Linked DNA regions of Homo sapiens: region 1 is linked to region 2. Evidence: read pairs that join two places in POLR2A ChIA-PET (ENCODE). Cell type or tissue: PC-3. All regions are shown on one strand. Links, peaks and the distances in the headings refer to the core of each region. The heading gives the core; the rest is flanking DNA. Region 1 overlaps CCDC171 (coiled-coil domain containing 171). Region 2 has its middle 240 kb from the start of LINC03041.

The links. Peaks named below come from ENCODE experiments on the same cell type or tissue, not always from the same donor. Only the 100,000 strongest peaks of a DNase experiment are listed, where the experiment ranks them.
Region 1: POLR2A ChIA-PET joins it to region 2 with 27 read pairs; 2 of 35 experiments call an interaction of 5 or more read pairs at or near these places.

The regions. Positions count from the first base shown.
Region 1 is chr9:15,915,215-15,923,214 of GRCh38, forward strand. It overlaps CCDC171 (coiled-coil domain containing 171), which reads left to right. Exons shown (of 26, transcript NM_173550.4): 25 at 5,056-5,208. Among named protein-coding and RNA genes, the nearest start is that of LINC03041, 360 kb to the right of the region's middle. In PC-3, for the core only: no CTCF peak of the experiment used is centred there; no DNase peak of the experiment used is centred there.
Region 2 is chr9:16,036,019-16,045,458 of GRCh38, forward strand. It overlaps a transcript of CCDC171 not described here. Among named protein-coding and RNA genes, the nearest start is that of LINC03041, 240 kb to the right of the region's middle. RefSeq lists a silencer at 237-492. In PC-3, for the core only: no CTCF peak of the experiment used is centred there; a DNase peak (open chromatin) is centred at 4,583; H3K27ac peaks cover 2,509 bases.

The DNA.
Region 1 (8,000 bases), core at 1-8,000, 120 kb before region 2:
GCAATATGGTCATTTTAACGATATTAATCCTTCCAATTCATGATCATTGGATATTTTTCCAATTGTTTGTGTTATCTACAATTTCTTTCATCAGTGTTTTGTAGTTCTACTTATAGATCTTTCCGTCTTTGGTTAAATATATTCCTAGTGTTTTTTTTTATAGCTATTGGGAATTGGATAGCTTTCTTGATTTTGTCCTCAGATAGATTATTATGGGTGTATGGAAATGCTGCTGATTTGTGTACATTAATTTTGCATCCTGAAACTTTACTGAATTTATCAAATCTAAGTGTTTTTTGGTGGGTTCTTTAGGATTTTCTGGATAGAAGAATATATCATCAGCGAGCAGGGATAATTTGACTTCCTGTTTGCCAATTATGATACCTGTTATTTTTTTCCTCTTGCCTGATTGCTTTGTCAAGGACTTCAGTACTGTGTGGAATAAAAGTGGCAAAAAGTGGACGTCCTTTTCTTGTTCCAGTTCTTAGAATGCTTTCAACTTTTCTTCATTAAGTATAATGTTGGCTGTTGGTTTGTCATATAGGCCCTTTACTATGTTGAGGCCTCTCCCTTCTCTGCCTAGTTCTTTGAGGATTTTTATCATGATGGTATACTGAATTTTACCAAATGCCTTCTCTGCATCTATTGAGATGATCTTATGGTTTTTGTCCTTAATTCTGTTTATGTGATATATCATGTTTGTTGATTTACATATATTGAACCATCCTTGCATTCCTGCAGTAAATCTCACCTGGTTATAGTGTATTATCTTTTTGATGTGCTGTTGGATTCTATTTGCTAGTATTTTGTTGAGCATAACCATGTTATCATTGTGAGATCTTCTTCCTTAGGAATGACATAATAAATAGTAACTTTTATTATCAAAGAGAAATAAATATTTAAATATTTTATATTTAAAATATTCACATTATGTCTAATAATTTACACCTCTCAGAAATATTGAATCTTTCTTTTATGAGCTTAAATAGTAATTTTCCTATTTGATATCATTATTACAGGTAACATTTACCTGAGCCTTTATTATATGCCAGGTAGTTTAAGCTCATTTCATGTATTAATACTCATTTAATTTCTATAAAATGTTATAAGGTATGAATTTTTATCCTGATTTTGTGAGAATGTATTACATTTCACATATTTAGTATATTTGGCATATGTGTTTTACACAATATATTTACGTAAGATATAGAAATGAAGTATGTATATAATTATATGAATTAAAGTCGAAGTGATAGAGTTTTTTGCTTTCCAATTACTCAAAAATGTAGATAAAATATTTGATATTTTGGCATGTAGGCTTTATGATATTTTTCACTATTTTCTTCTTCTCTTAATATCAGTCCCCCAACTATCCCATTGTTCCTGATGTTCAAATTTGAAGTCAGTCTAAACTACTTAATAATATGTACATAACAAATTATATAAATGGTCTTCTAGTCTTCAAGTGACATGCAACTGTTTGTATCTTATAACTTTTTATATTCTAATGCACGTACACTTTTAAAAAATGGATAGATGTGGAATTTTATGTTTGAATTCCCTCGTCTTATTACTGTCAATTATAAACACTATAGATTATCCCTTAAACAAAGGCTATTCTTGTTCAGAAACTGTCTTTTGTTCTTCATATACTAACCGAGTCTCACTGAGATACAGATCTCACTGCATGGTATAGTCAAAATAAGCCCCTGGGGCCAAGGATGACAACAGGATAAGTTCTCAAATCCTGGACTTGCTGTATATAATATCATGCTGTTTTGTCATTGTTTCCTAATGTAAAATAATGTGATCTTTTAATAAGGGAACAGGATATGTCGTAGAGGGTTAGACAGTCAGACTGTCATTTCCATTTCTTCTGCCAACTTGACACCTTTCTTTTGTATTAAGGAGTTGAATTTTTCATTGGTATGCTTTACTGTATAGTTTGAATCACTTATTAATACTGGAAGTTAACATTCTTTATTCTTCAAAGGATATGTGGCTTCTTTGAATAATTGCCATTTCAGTGATACTCCTCATACCTTCCAGTTTTGAAGGAGACTTTTGTTTAGAAGAGCATAGTATATTTTATACATATTAGTAACATGAAACCTGCTTTCTGTATTGATCATTGTACCTTGCTGCTCTGAAAAAGTATCATATGCACTATTATACAAATTTTATTTTGTCTCTCAAAATACTACTTTAAGAGAGTTGGAATGTTTAAGATTTGAAATCCTAAGAAAAATTGGATTATTATATTCTTTTTAGTGTTATAAAGAAGTAGTATGTGGTTTATATTAATATTTCGCTGAATATTAGAATTTAGTTATTAAAAGTAGATCAAGGAAGAGTTATCCACTATATAAAATTTCTGACATTACTTCTCAAAAAATTTATTTTTAAAGGGAGATTTGAAGGAATATCATTTATATTATTTATTCCTTTTAGAATGTCATAAAGATGAAATTCATAAAATGTGTTTCTCCAAGGTTAGAAAATGGGATAACTTTTAAAATGTGGAACTTTTAATCCTAAAATATTAAAGGTCAATTCTCTTGTGACTTACAGTGAAATAATAATCCAGGAGCCTATTACTGATGGAAGGGAACTTTCTTACCATTCAATAAGCATTTATGCATGTTTCAGCCTTTTATACATTTTAGGTCCTTAGACAATAAAAGTATATATCTAAGAACCACATATTTCAGATTGTCTCATTTAGATTTTAGTGGAGAATTTAAAAATAGAACAATAGTAATAATACTACAATGAAATTCAATAGTTTACCATTTTTAGAGTGCTTTCTTATATTAAATGCAACATAGGTGAAGGGTTAAGAGAGTGAGTTTGCTTGAGAAATACTTGGATTTGTATCCTGACCATTGTACAACTAATTGTAAACTTGGACTAGTTATTTAATCCCTCCAAGCTCCTGTGTTTTGCTCTGAAAAACTAGATTAAAAAAAGTATCTACTCCATATGGTTACTGTAAAGATAAATGAAATTAAGCATGTAATATGCTACATGGTCCCTGCACTTCAGTAAATCCCTAGTAAACATTAGCTATTTTAATTTTCTGAGCCTTACAACAGTTTTGGAAGTAGACAAGAAAACGACTCTTTTTCCCATTTTATAGAGGGAGGAGATGGAGGCTCAGAGGGATTATGTGGCATTTCCCAACAACATAGAGTTGAATCAAAGTAAGACTCAGAAAAAAAAAAAAAACCAGGACTTGTGATTTCTGGTCTACTATCTCAATGGAGAAGATACATGAATTTATAAGAATTGAGAGAGACTTGACATAGGAAAAAACAGATGTAATTCAAGTTTCTGATTTTCACATACTTTTGAGATGCAGAGATATAGTTTGTATTAGTATTAGCTATAAACTTGCCTTGAAATGATTCAAAGGAAGATAGGTTAGGATATGTCAGATATTCCCAGGTAAGAAGTCATATAATGCTTATGTAGTGTTGGTTAATAAATTAACATTTGTGTACTTCACCCTTTTATGCCTAGCCTATAGTTATGCTTCTGCTTTTTTTCAACTTGAACAGAGTATTATTAATAATTTATTCATTAGATTAGGTGTTAAGATTATACTTTCCCAAACATCATCACCCTTTCGTAGAAGGCATTTTATAACAATATATGGTTTCAACTTATGGTTTTTATCTTTTCTAATTTTTCATCCATTCATTCTTCAAAGCAGTCATTAATTCAAGCAGTCATTCAAACAAGTACTCACTATCCCTGAAGCTCCAAATATGTATAGGCAGAGTATCTTGCCTTAAGTAGCTTCTCAGTCTAGTAAAGAAGATAAACATGTAAACTAATAAATTTCTACTAAAGCAATAATATGCAACAGTAGAAGCAGGCATGAAGGATCCACAGAAAACCAGGATAGAAGTTAACACTGCCTTTTTTGGGCTCACAAGAGGATTCTTGAAAAAGATCTGAGCTGGTTTTTTGAGGGCAAATAAGAATTTATTAGGCCAAAAGGTCTGAATTTTCTTACTCTTACCTGCAAGTAACTAACTTACCTCTGTTTTGCATACATTTACTATATTGTTTCTTACTCTGTCTTTGTTCACTAAATTATTTTTCACATGCATTCACAACTGCTCAAATACATAATTTCTCAAAGCTTTCCTAATTTACAACCTTAAGATAGAATGTAATTTGCAAATTCTCAGACTGTCTACCTTTATACTAAGTTGTGGCTGTTGTAGGAACATTTTTCTTGTAAACAATATAGTATTATTTTTGAAAATGTCTTTGAAATATGGGATTTATTTTGCTATATTTGAGTTATTTTGAAAGTCTCCTTTAAAAAGGCATAATAGTATCCTGGACTTAAAATTTATTACAAATTGCTTTAGAAGAAAAATTCTATAAAATATGATTAAACTGTGATACAATAATTCCCTAAATATGGTACTGTTTAGAGGAGATAATAGGTTACCAGAACTTGCTTATGTTAATTGTTTTATTATGTATAGTCCAATGTAAGGGCATTTCTGTGTTACATGAATCAACATAATTATACTTTTCTTACAAAATAAGAATCACATTTACTCTTAAAAATCACAAGATTATTTTAGCTCCTTTTGTTTCAAAACATTTGTTTTTTAGGTGGTTTAAAAATTTTACTAACTCAGCTTATTTTGAAATACCTTGTTTGTATACCCATTAAGATTGCACCTCTCTTAAGATGGAAATTTAGGTCAAATTACAACTTGAATTTAACTTTACTACAGAAAATAACTGTGCCATCTTTTAAAACCGCATTCTAAATTTTAAGCACAATAGATCAAAGTACATCTTATTTAAATAAATACTCTGGAATGAAGTCTCAATTATTTTCTCACAAACTTTCTTAAAATAGTCACTGTTCTCAATATAAAATGTTAGGTTTAGCTTTATTATTTTAAAGAAAGATGAAAAGTTGTTTATTTTAAAATTTTAATGGTTTTGCTTTCAAATTATGGAAATTCTCCTTTGGGGACATATTTATTTGAATTATATGTGACATTATTTTTATTTCTTAAGGCTATGATTAAAAGTTTCATGGATGTCTACCAGCTTGCAAGCACTAGAATCATGACATTAGAGAAGGAAATGACATCTCATCGAAGTCACATTGCAGCCTTGAAATCAGAACTTCACACAGCTTGTTTACGTGAAAATGCAAGTTTACAATCAGTAAGTCCTTGTCTAACAATATTTTTATAACTTTTTGAATCTTGGGTTACATTTACATTTATGTTTTTAATGTTCATAAGATCATTTGCCAATATATATAATTTAGGGTAAATGATCAATCAAGTGACATAAAATTATTTGTGTGGAGAAAAATTTGAAAGAAGAAAAGCAATTAATTTTTTCATTGTATTATGTATAAAGATATGCATATTGTTATCAATGCTAAAACACTACATCAAGATTCCTTTGTGTTTGGCAGTGCAGCTGACAGTTGAATTTGGCAGTATGCATAGTTAAAGCTTGCAACTGTCTGAAGATTCAGTGTGTCCCATTAAGACAGAATATTATTAATTATGCGTATAACCAAAATGGTAATTAGAACATGTGATTATTCTCTGTAGAAATCTAGACTTATCCATAATACATGCCTAGCTAAAGATGCATGTTGTGATTCATCTATATGATTAAAATTCAGTTTCAGCAGCTATTTTCATGTCTTAAAATTTCAGCCCATGATGAAGTTTGGGCTCACTTAACACTAAAAAAAAAAAAATTTCTCTACTTGAAATATATTTTTGGGGAGTTTTAAAAAATGAATGTATTGTGACATAAAGGAATAAGTAAACATTTAAACTTTCCCTCAAAAGGCTGATATGTCAACAGTAGATTCAGAAGGTTACCAATAATTGGAATGTCTTTTTAATTTTTTTTGGTTTGATTACAGTGACTTATAAAGAAAAACAGTATCATTTTGCTATTCCGCTGTTGACCCGCTTCAAATGCTACATTCAACAGAAAAAGAGTTAGCATTAAAACAAATAGATGCATGGCTGTGGTCTGATTCCTCACCTTCTAGTCTTGGCTCAAGTGCCAGCGTCCAAATAAATCCTTTGTAACCAGGGTATTCAAAATCACAACCATCAACTCTCCCTGCCCCCTGAAAAACTGTCTCTCTTTTGCCCCATATTTCCTGTCTACCTTCCACCTTTCTTATTTTTTTCCCCTCTAGCAGTTATCGTCAAACTGACATATGGTGCATTTTATTTATTTGCTTATTGTTTGTTTGCTCCTTCCTCAGTAGAATGTAGGTTCCATAAAGAAAGGCAGTTTTCAGTGTTTGCTTCATTGCTGTTAAGACTTTCCAGTTCTAAGAGCAGTCTGGCTTATAGTAGGTGCTCAATAAATATTTATTGAGTGAAAAGTACGAGTAATCTATCCAATAAATGTAAAAAGACAGTTATTTGGGACCAGAGTTGTGAGTTCAGTTTTTAAAATGACTTTGTTAATTTCTTAATGAGAGATTAGTAAATTTGACCTCCACCAAGAGAAATTAAAATGAAGAGGAAACTTTTTAAAATTTTGGAGTATTTGGAATTTATTCTAGCCTTTTTCATATTTCTTCTTGCTATCTCTGATTTGATTGGTTAATTTTACATTATACTGTTTAAGTTGTATCAGCTTTGTTGGGTCATACTATTACTACTTTTTACTGTTATTTAATATGAAAACAATTACTTGTATTTTAAGAAGACCAAACTTGGTAAGGTGAGATTGTTTCTCCGTGGGTTCCAAAAATTTTTACCAATTGTTACGCTACTGATATCTTAATGAAAGTGTGTTTAATATACTTCACAATCATACCAAAACTCTACTTTTCAACACTTTTTCCCCTTTGAACATATCTACAGGATACATTCATCATTTCATTTAGAAGAGATGGTTCACCCTGTAGTGATTCTTCATCTATAGAATGCGAAACATTCCCCCAGGTGATTCTGATGTATCCTTTTAGGAGAATGCTGCCCAATTCCATGTCTTGACAGGATGTGTGCTCTCCTGTCTTTTCCCTTAGTTGAGAATCACTGTTTTAAAAATAATAAACTTGTGTGATGGTTTTTATTTTTAAAAGATATTTGTATATGCATTTACTAACTTGAACTTTTTAAGAACTCTCTAAAGGAAATAGAAAAACAAACCTTTGTCTTTGTATTTCGTAGATGAGAGGCAATATTGTTTGGTGGGTAAGAGCATGGGCTTTGGAGGTATATCCATTAGGAATACTATCAGGTGTAAATAACAGAAGATCTGACTAGCACAATTTAAAAAATAGAGGAGTGCGCATATCTCTTTGACCTACTGATTTCATTTCCTTTGGATATATACCCAGTTGTGGGATTGCTGGATCACATGATAGTTCTAGTTTTAATTTTTTGAGGAATCTTCATACTGTTTTCCATGACTGTACTAATTTACATTCCTACAACCAGCGTGTGCAAAGATTCCTTTTTCTCCACGTCTTCACCAACACTTATCTTTTGTTTTTTGTTAACAGCCATTGTAACAGGAGTGAGGTGATATCTCATTGTGGTTTTCATTTGCATTTCCCCGAAGATTAGTGATATTGAGCATTTTTTCATACACAAGTCCATTTGTATGTCTTCTTTTGAGAAATGTCTATTTAGGTCTTTTGCCCATTTTAAAAATCAGGTTATTTGTTTTCTTGCTATTGTTAGAGGTCCTTACTTATTTTGGATATTAATCCCTGTCACATGTATAGCTTGCAAATATTTTCTCCCATCCTGTAGGTTGTCTCTTCACTGTGTTGATTGTTTCCTTTGCTGTGCAGAGCTTTTTAGTTTGATTTAATCGCATTTGTCTGTTTTTGGTTGTATTGCATATAATTTTTAAGATCATATCCCAAAAAATCATTGCCAAGAACAATGGCATGGAGTTACCCCATGCTTTCTTCTAGTAGTTTCAGAGTTGTGATATCTGCGCTCCTATGTTTATCA
Region 2 (9,440 bases), core at 643-8,642:
AGTGTTGAAGAAAAGTTATTGGTTTCAGGGATACTAATTGTTTCCTCTAATGATCACTTCTTCCCTTCCTCTAGGCCCTCTTGCCAGAAAAGTTCTTTCTCCACAGACCAACAGGAAGTTCCCTAAGTACTATGAGACCTTGTCTTTGCCTATAGCTGGCTGCATTGGACATGGATTCCTGGCCCAAGGTGAGAAAGACACAGAAACTACATTAGTTGTCTTGGGAACGTGAATTGGAAAGGCAAGTATTTGTGAATGCTGAGACCTACATTTTGTGGTTTCCATGATGGCCCAAGAACAGCCCAAAAAGCCATCAGCACAGAGAGACAAAAAAGAAATTTCTTGGCCGGGCACGGTGGCTCACGCCTGTAATCCCGGCAATTTGGGAGGCCAAGGCAGGCGGATCTCGAGGTCAGGAGATCAAGACCATCCTAGCTAACATGGTGAAACCCCGTCTCTCCTAAAAATACAAAAAATTAGCTGGGCGTGGTGGCAGGTGCCTGTAGTCCCAGCTACTCAGGAGGCTGAGGCAGGAGAATGGCGTGAACCCGGGAGGTGGAGCTTTCAGTGAGTGGAGATCGCGCCACTGCACTCCAGCCTGGGCCACAGAGCGAGACTCCGTCTCAAAACAAACAAACAAGCAAAAAACAAATTTACCTATCTTAACTAGCACCAAAAATTCTCTCAGTTGTCAATCAAGAATTCTGAACCAAGAATCCAATGCCTTACTTGGGTTTGAGGTTTGAATTTACACTATAGATGTGGTCTAGGAATATCTGAGATGAGATATTGACATAAACATGTGATTCTATACTATTCAGCCATAAAAAAGAATGAAATCCTGTCATTCACAGCAACATGAATGAGCCTGGGGGACATGATGTTAAGTGAGATAAGTCAGGCACAGAAAGACAAATACTGCATGTTTTCATTTGTGGGAGCTGAAAAAGTTGTGCTCATAGAAGTAAAGAGTAGAATGCTAGGAAGGGGTATGAAGAGGAAATGATGGTTACGGATACAAAATTACAGCTAGATAGAAGAATAAGTTCTAATGTTCTATAGCATTGTAGGATAACCATAGTTAATAATTTATTGTATATTTTTCAAATAGCTAGAAGAGAGGATTTTGAATGTTCTCAACACAGAGAAATGATGTGTTTGAGGTGATGAATATTCTATTTACCCTGAATTGATCATTACATATTGTACACATATATGAAAATGCCACTCTGTACCCAATAAATATGTACAATTATCACATGTCTAAAAATAAATACATGGATGAATAAATGTGATTCTAGGCCATGATGCCATGCAATCATGAACCAGGCACAAAACTCTCCTGGTTGTGAGGTCACGTCCTCAACCCAGACCACACAAGATCCCCTGAATAGAGAAAGCTCCACTGAAGATGATCTCAGCTTCCAAAATTATGAAGAATATTAGGAAATGGTTTCCCATGAGAGAGAACCAGTGGATAGAATACAGAGCGAGATCAGATCCCCAGGCACTTCAGATAATAAATGTATTACATAAAGACTATAAGTAGGTTTAAAAATGATTCAAAGCATAAAATTAGGAATTGAAAACATAATAAATTATGACAATATATAAGGTACCATGAAAAAATAAAATAGAGATTTTAAAAAGAAACAAATGAAACTTCTAAAAGTAATAAATATTGTCATCAATTTTAACAGATTAGATATGGTTAAAGAAAAAAGTAGTAAACTGGAAGAGATTTAATTCCAATTCAGAATGCATCACAAAAACGTAAACATGTGAGGGAGTAACTAAAGATATGGAGGAAAGAATGAGAATAAGCGTTTAGAAGTAGAAATAGAAAATGAAGGAGAAGAAATATTCAGAGAGAAAAAAGACTGAGAATTTTTTTACAATGTCTAAAAGATAAATATCATAAGATTCAGGAAGTACAGTAAGTCATGAGCTGAATAAGTAAGTGTGAATTCAAACTTCAAGTCCACTATAATGAAATTGCAAAATACTGATGCCAAAAAGTTCTTAAAGCAATGAAGATTTTTTTTGTAGGAAATATAATTAGGCAGCAGATTTCTTGACAGCAACAACAGATATTAAAAGTCAAGAAGATGACATACCCAAAGCACTAGGAAAAATCACTATCGGTTTGCAATTATATAGCCAGCTAAACTATTACTCAACAACACATATAAAATTAAAGTTTTGTTTGGTTTTGGTCACCAAAAATGTAAAGTAGTTGCTAAGGGATTTATTTCAAGTAGAAGAAAATTGAACTAGAAAGGAAGGGATGAGCTCTAAGAGGGGAAGTTAAATTTAAACAAGCATTGTCTGTAGAAGTTAATAATCTTGACAGATTTTAAGGGTATAAAAGTGAAAATAATATATTTGACAACAATAATAGATAAAATGGGTGGGAGATGTTTGGAGCTCTGAAGATTGATAGGTAAGTAGAAATGACATTTTGTACTTTTCAAAGTCAAGTATGTGTGTTAAAAATGTAAGGGTAACATCTAAAACATCTGTATGTATATACAGAAATACAAATAAGACTGATAATTACCAAATCAGTAGAACAGGAAAAGAGGAAATAAAGAAATCAGAATCAATCCCACTAAAAGTTTGGAAAAAAGAAAGCAAAGATCATATATAGCAAAGTAAACACAAAGCTCAAACTAAGATGGCAGAAATAAACCCTAAAAAATGTTAATGAACTAAATGTATCTGTTAAAACACAGAGATTGTTAACTTGGATGAAAAAATTAAAATCTATGTGGTTTTATAAGAGAAAATATGAGGGCAAAGAAAAGAACAAAAACAGAAAAAAAAATAGAAAAAGACCTATCAGGCCAAAAAAAAAAAAAAAAAAGCTGAATATAGTTACACTTATGCCAGACTAAAGGGCGAAATTTATGATTACTGATAAAGGTTGTTATACAAAATGTAACACTTTTAGTATATATATAATATGATAGTCTCAAAACTTGAAGTCCCAAGAGGAACTGTGAAATTATAATCATAGTAGATGTTTTAACACATCTGTCTCAGGGAAGTAAAGCTGACTTTAAAAATTAGTGAGGAAGACTTTTCAACAAGTCATTTTGGGAATGATAATGAGAGTTGTCCAAATAGTGCTTCTGGTTCCAGCTCAATGAGGTTCAGGGTCCTTCTTAGGCAAATTTTCCGTAGTAAACTCCTATGGGGAGGAGAGAGCAGGATTCTCTGACCTTTGCTGTCACCTGTGCAGGACTCCCTCATGTGGCTGAGGCCCCTATTCCAGCCTTGACTCAGGGAGGGGGTGATTTTGGCATGTGAGTACTGCTGTTATGTAACTTGGCTACGATTTTTTTCCTTCTGCGTTTTAAGTTAGTGCAAGCTATTGTGGCCTCAAGATTCTTTACACACAGCTGAGGCTGCAGAAAGTCACATGCGTTAGTTAGAATGTAGGCTAAATGGCTGTCACAAAGACATGGAAGAATACAGTGGCTCAGAGGAGGCTGATTATTTCTCCTCACGGAACAGTCTAATTTCCCTGCAGGTCGGTAGCCCCAGGAAGGTAGGTGGCGCTGTTCCATAAACTCGTCTAGCCTCCTTCTGCTGTGCTACTCCAGTAGCCCCTAAGGTTGTCCTCTTCCTCATTCTTACATCTGCGTCCCAGCCCATGGGAAAGGCAAGCAGCTACTTTAAAAAGATGTGACCCAGAATTTGCACACATTACTCCTACTCATGTCCCTCTTCTTGGAAATCATCACTCAGTCACATGGCCCCCCTTGAGCTACGTGGGTGTCTGGGAAATACCATCTCCAGCCAGGCAGCCATCTTCCTTGCTTCTGTGTGTGTGTGTAATGGGGTGGGGGGTGGAGGTGGAGTTGTGTTCATTCTATTGCCAGAAGGAAGGAGATTGGACCGGATAACAGAAGAAAATGAGCAGTGTCTGCCACAGCATACAAGCTTATTTCTAATCATCGCCTACTCATTACATGTGAGGGACACTGGAACCTTTCAGAATCTCAGTTTCATCATCTAGAAAACTGCACCTCACAGAGTTGTTGTTAATGGCAATCAAGATGAAGGGAGGGAAGGTGAGGGCCAGCTGGGTGCCCTGTTACCCCCTCACTCCACAGTCCCTCCTCTGCATAGCACAGAGGCCCCTAGCCAGACGCATACTCCACCAGAGAGCCACAGGCATCGTGTTGGAGGCTGGCCAACGCTTTGCCCAGTCCTGCCTCTGTTCCTGGAGCCCCTCTTTCCTTATCTTGATCCCCCCACTTCTCCCTCCCACACCTCCCCAGTGAAGGGATTCTGCAGATTGATGGACTGTCATCTAGAAGGTGGAGGCAGACCTCAGATTCCTGAGTTCTTGAAGGAAAGGGATTAATGAGCCCTCAGAGTTGTCTCTGGGCTGGAGCTCATCTCAGTGCCTGCTCCAGCTGGGACGGCCCACCGCAGAGAGAAAGGCAGGCGGCTGCGAAGCTTTGGTCATGCTGCCCCATAGGTGACCTGTCAGGTTTTGTTTGTGATTGTTTGTGCCCAGTGGTGCAGGTCACACGCTGAGCTCCTCCCAGGAATTTGATTGTTTGCAGTTGTAAAGTGCAGGAGCTTGGATCTGTCCGAGCAGAGGGTTAAATCATAGAGTGTTTTACAAGAGCAGCTATAGGGAATGCCTTGTTTTCTCCTTATATGGCTATTTCTCTCAGTCCAGAATCCCAGGGTGTATTTTACGTGGTTGAAATACACAAATGGAGTAACAGTCTTAGCCAAACATGCTATGTGGCTTTAAAATTAACAAGCTTCTCTCTACTTCTGTACCCCAAACACACATTCACATGCATAGTTTCTGTTGAGACTCTGCAAAGATACTCTCTCTTTTTTTTTCAGCCAAAAATATTTGATGGGGTGAATTTCTACAGTTCCCTTGCTTTATACATAAGAAATATTTCTTTTGAGGAGAGGTGTTTGCAAGCGTGTGGGTCAAATCTAAGCATCAAGTTCTTAATGAGCAGCTACTGTGTGTGTAGCTAACTCTAGGGTATAAAGACAGAATTGGGTGCCCAACATTAAAATATGACAAGGAAAGATGTTTAATGAAAGTTCAAGATGACACTGGGCAAAGTAGCAGAAGGCAGCACTAGGTGAGTAAGCACATGGGCTTCCTTTGCCACAGGGGCTCAGAGGAAGGAGAAATCTGTTCAGATTGGTGTGTTCAGGACAGATTTCATGGAAGAAGTGGAGGTTTCAGCTAGTCGGATTTGGCCAACTAGGTCAGTGGGAGCAGGGAGGCATTTGGGAGCAGGGAAAAGGCCTGAGAGAAAATGCAGAGGAAATAAAATGAAGGAGCTTTTAGAAGACAGCAAATAATCTGGTGTCTAGAGCAAATGGCTCATGCAGGAGAAAAGGAAGTTTAGGTGGGAAAGATAGACTGAGGCTGGGAATGTTCTGTAGAAGTCAGGCGAAGAAGCTGGGGTTTTTGTTTCATGGTAAAGGGAGGGCAATGAAGATTTTTTAGTACTTATTTTGATCTGAACCAGGTGTCTGAGGTTCAGGATTTCCAATAATTTATATTTCTGAAATGTTATTATTTTTTCTTTTAGCCTACCTTAGTGAATATCACTTAACCCAGAAAACTAGGATTGGATTAATTAAATATGATGTTTGGATATTGAAAATAAGAGGGCTTATCGAAATTTCCTTATTGGTGATTTCGTAAATGAGAAATACAGAGTTTAATATTGAATATAGTTCTTGGCCACACCTTCTGGAACACAAATTATGAACTCAGGTTTTGCAGGGAAAAGTTGAATGACCAACCTTCATTCTTTGTGGGCACAGGAGGAAATTTTGGAGAAAAAATTTGGCATTGGATTCAGATCCAGAAACACCATATTCTGAGCAAGTTTAGATGAAAATGTGCATTTTGGGGGCATTTTGGAGATAAAATCTGGTATGGGAATGATGTTCCCCAAAGCCCGCTTTCTGAGTCTCATTCAATCTTCATTTTAGTTTTCTTTCAGAGATAAAGCTGAAATTATTGTGCATATTATAACTGCAAAGAAACTGCCAGGGAGTTTTAATGACTTTCCCAGACTCAGTCAGCTAGTTCGTCGTGGAGCAAGACTCTTGCGAAGCTAGTGGTATCCAGGCAGCCTCTCTGGAATAGTAAGCTGGCAGTGGGCGGGCTCCAGTGGATTAGAGCGCAGACATATAGTCAAGGAGGCAACCAAATTAGACCAGAGAGCCTTTTGCAGCCAGGCAGGTGTGAGATGATAATAAGACAACTGGGAATGAGGCATGAAAGAGAAAGCCCTTATGAAGAGGATCATGAGGATTCTGGCCTGAGAGAAGAGGGCCCCATCAACCTAATAGGCAGCCTCTTGAGGCCAGGTGGCAGGGAGGGCTTCTGGGTAGGACCAGCTTCAGGAAAGACTCAATGATTGAAGGCGTTTTGCTCCCCAGGGACCTCGAGGAAATCACTTGATTTTTCTGAGCCTCAGCTTCTTCCTGTGCTAAATAAAGTGAATTATAACCCCTGAGGACAAAGTGTTAAGAGGATTAAATGAGAAGACTGGACAAAGCATCTAGCTCAGTCTCTGGGGCACATTTGAGTTCAATACAGATTTTTTGAATGAGTGCCATCAAGAACTGTCAAGCTAGCAATGATATGGGGACCTGCAGTTTCTCTAGGGGTGAGGGTGGTGATGGAGTTTATGTCCAGGAACAAAAGAGAGACTCTAAGGAAAAGTCTCTTGGAAAATAACTCTTTTTTTTGTTTTCATTTCTAATAGTTCATTAAAGAAGATGAGGGAAAATAAACACACATGTACACGCACACCAGATAAACTGAATGCTTCCTTCTGCTGGGGACACGCTGTAGGTGAGCAAGTGCACCAAGGACAAGGCGGCCACTGGTAGGTGCCCTTTGTAGGCCTATCAAGGATCATTTGAGATGATGCTATTTTCCTGCTTTAAAATCTCCTTCTAAAATATTTAGTGCTTGCAGTGGGGAGTGCCAGGCTTCCAGGTGGCTTGCCCAGGTATCAGATGAGTGTTAAGCCAGGAAAGTGTGATGAGCCCAAGTCAGCATTGAAATATGCAAGGTCCAAGGATGCTGAAGCCAGAGAGGTTGGGGAAAAAAAGCAGATATATATGGGTTCTATATAATTGTTCACTATCATAGTATATATTATTTGCAAATGTTTATTGTAAAATCCATTGTGTAATACAACTCTTTCTTGCCTCTGGAGAGTAAAATTTTTATTATATATTTTTGTGTGTTAATGCCATTAGTGTATCCTTGTTCTTATATCTTGGATGACTGTTGTTAATTTATTATGACTATCATTTGTATTAGGGAGCTACATTACCAACATTTATTTGGGGTGTTGAAAAGTTATAGATAAATTAGTTTTGTAAGAAAACAGAATCTTGGGGATGAGTACTGAAACATGTAGAACCAGGCCAGTTATGAAGCAGATTTCGTAAAACCATTCTCAGAAATAAAAATGTGTCCAAAAGCCCCACCACAATATTTGTTTTCCATGGTTCTTTTACACCTGCATGAAGTGGGCTCAGCACCAAAAGGGCCACATTTACCTGTGCCACTTCAAAGACCAAAGGGAATCCTTTTGAGGAGAGACTAGTAAGTCCCAGTGCTGGAGGAGATCTGTAGATATCAGATGTGGCTTTGTTCCTTACTACTTTCTTGGACCTTTTCCTACAATAGTGCTTGTGGAACCTAAGCTATCTGTCCATCTCATAGTAAATTTGAGAGAGATTTCAAAAAATCAAAGTACTGAATCTTACTACAGGGCCCTTAGGATGAGTCAAGATCTTGTTTGGGTTTCAAAGAAAAATTCAGTGCCCTGGCATCACAGATACGTCCATTTGAGTTGCAGTTACCCTTGTTCCAGGGTCTGGAATGCATGGTTAGCATAGGCAAACCTAGCCAAGGAGAGAGAGCTCAGCAGTCACCAGGGAAAACAGTGCCATTCATTCTGAGAATGTGCAGAAACAGCATTTGATTGGGAAGAGGCCTTCGGTCATTTATCTCTCACTTTTAAAATGATGAGATCGATGTGTCTCCCCAATGGGCTGTCCCCCTTCTATTCAGCAACAATACACTACTTCTTTTCAAAGAGAAATATGCTTCCAATAAGGGGGAAGGGAGGCTGGGGGTGGTAGTGAAGGGGATCAAGCAACTTTCATTGAAGGATTCATTTTTGATTTAAATATTTTGTTCTAATCTCCAACTTCCTTTTTAACTTGGCAGAATGACCAAAAGAAAAACAATGTCCCTCCCTAGCCCAGTTTACAGCCTGTCAGAGGAGAGGATCCGGTTACTTCTTCCAAATTGTATACGTTGGGTTGTTTGATATACTAGGTTTTTTTTCTTTTTACATCCATTGCTCATATACATAGGGTTTTCTTTTAATGGCTTGTCAAAGTGGACTTTGGTGAAAAACCACAGGAGAAAAAAAAAGAATGAAAAATATAGATCAAATATAGCCAGCTATTTAATAATTTTTTTTTTTTTTTGGTTCTTTGAGTATGTTGTGGAAGGAATTCTCTGCAAGTGATACATCCTGTAACTGTAGGCAGATGTAATCCCCTGGCCGTGACACAGGCAAAAATTTCCCTTCACATTGGAGACATTTGCAGCCATTTTGTTCCCTCCCACAAAGAGGAAGTGCACAGGGAGGAGGACGCTCTGGGCCTCATGCACTCCCTGCAATGCTCCAGAATTGTTTTTACAATTCCCATGATGCCCCATGAACTCTGCCTTGGAAGGGAAAGAAGCCCAGGGTATTGCAGCCTGGGGTTGGAATCTGGGCTGAATCTTCTCCAAAAGCCCTTTCTCCTTCTTGTTGCCAATTTGCCCCACTCCTTGCTTTGAGCTTGGCTTCAAACTCTTCTCAAGGACACATGCTGAGATTGATTCTGCCCAATCTGGTCTCTGCTCTTTTTAGCGTTACCTATAGTGTGTCTTAAGAGGTTACTGCTTGTCTTATATTCATTGGGACTTGTACCTTTGCTTTGTAAATATGTAAAAAGCATATTTTTTCCTTGTGGTGGAGAGTGCTTCTTCTAGTGGGTATAGGAATAAATTCCACCTTACTCAGACCAGAAATAGCCCAATGCAATTCTTGTTTGGGGGTCCCCAGAAGCACACCCTGAGACAATGATTTGAGTGCAGTGGCGCAATGGGGAGGAATCCCAGGAGATCCTAGGAGAGGAGTGGAGAAATGAGACAGGGAAGGGAAGGAGGCCACCAAAGGGAACCTCGTCAAGGTGGTGGCCACTGTGGACAACTGGATCTTAACACAGCCCAGGAGGCTTGTCAACCTCAGCACTGTTGACATTTTGAGCTGATGATTCCTTGTTATGGGGGCTGTCTTGTGAATTACAGGAGGCTTACAGCAGCCCTGACCTCTACCTGCTAGGTGCTG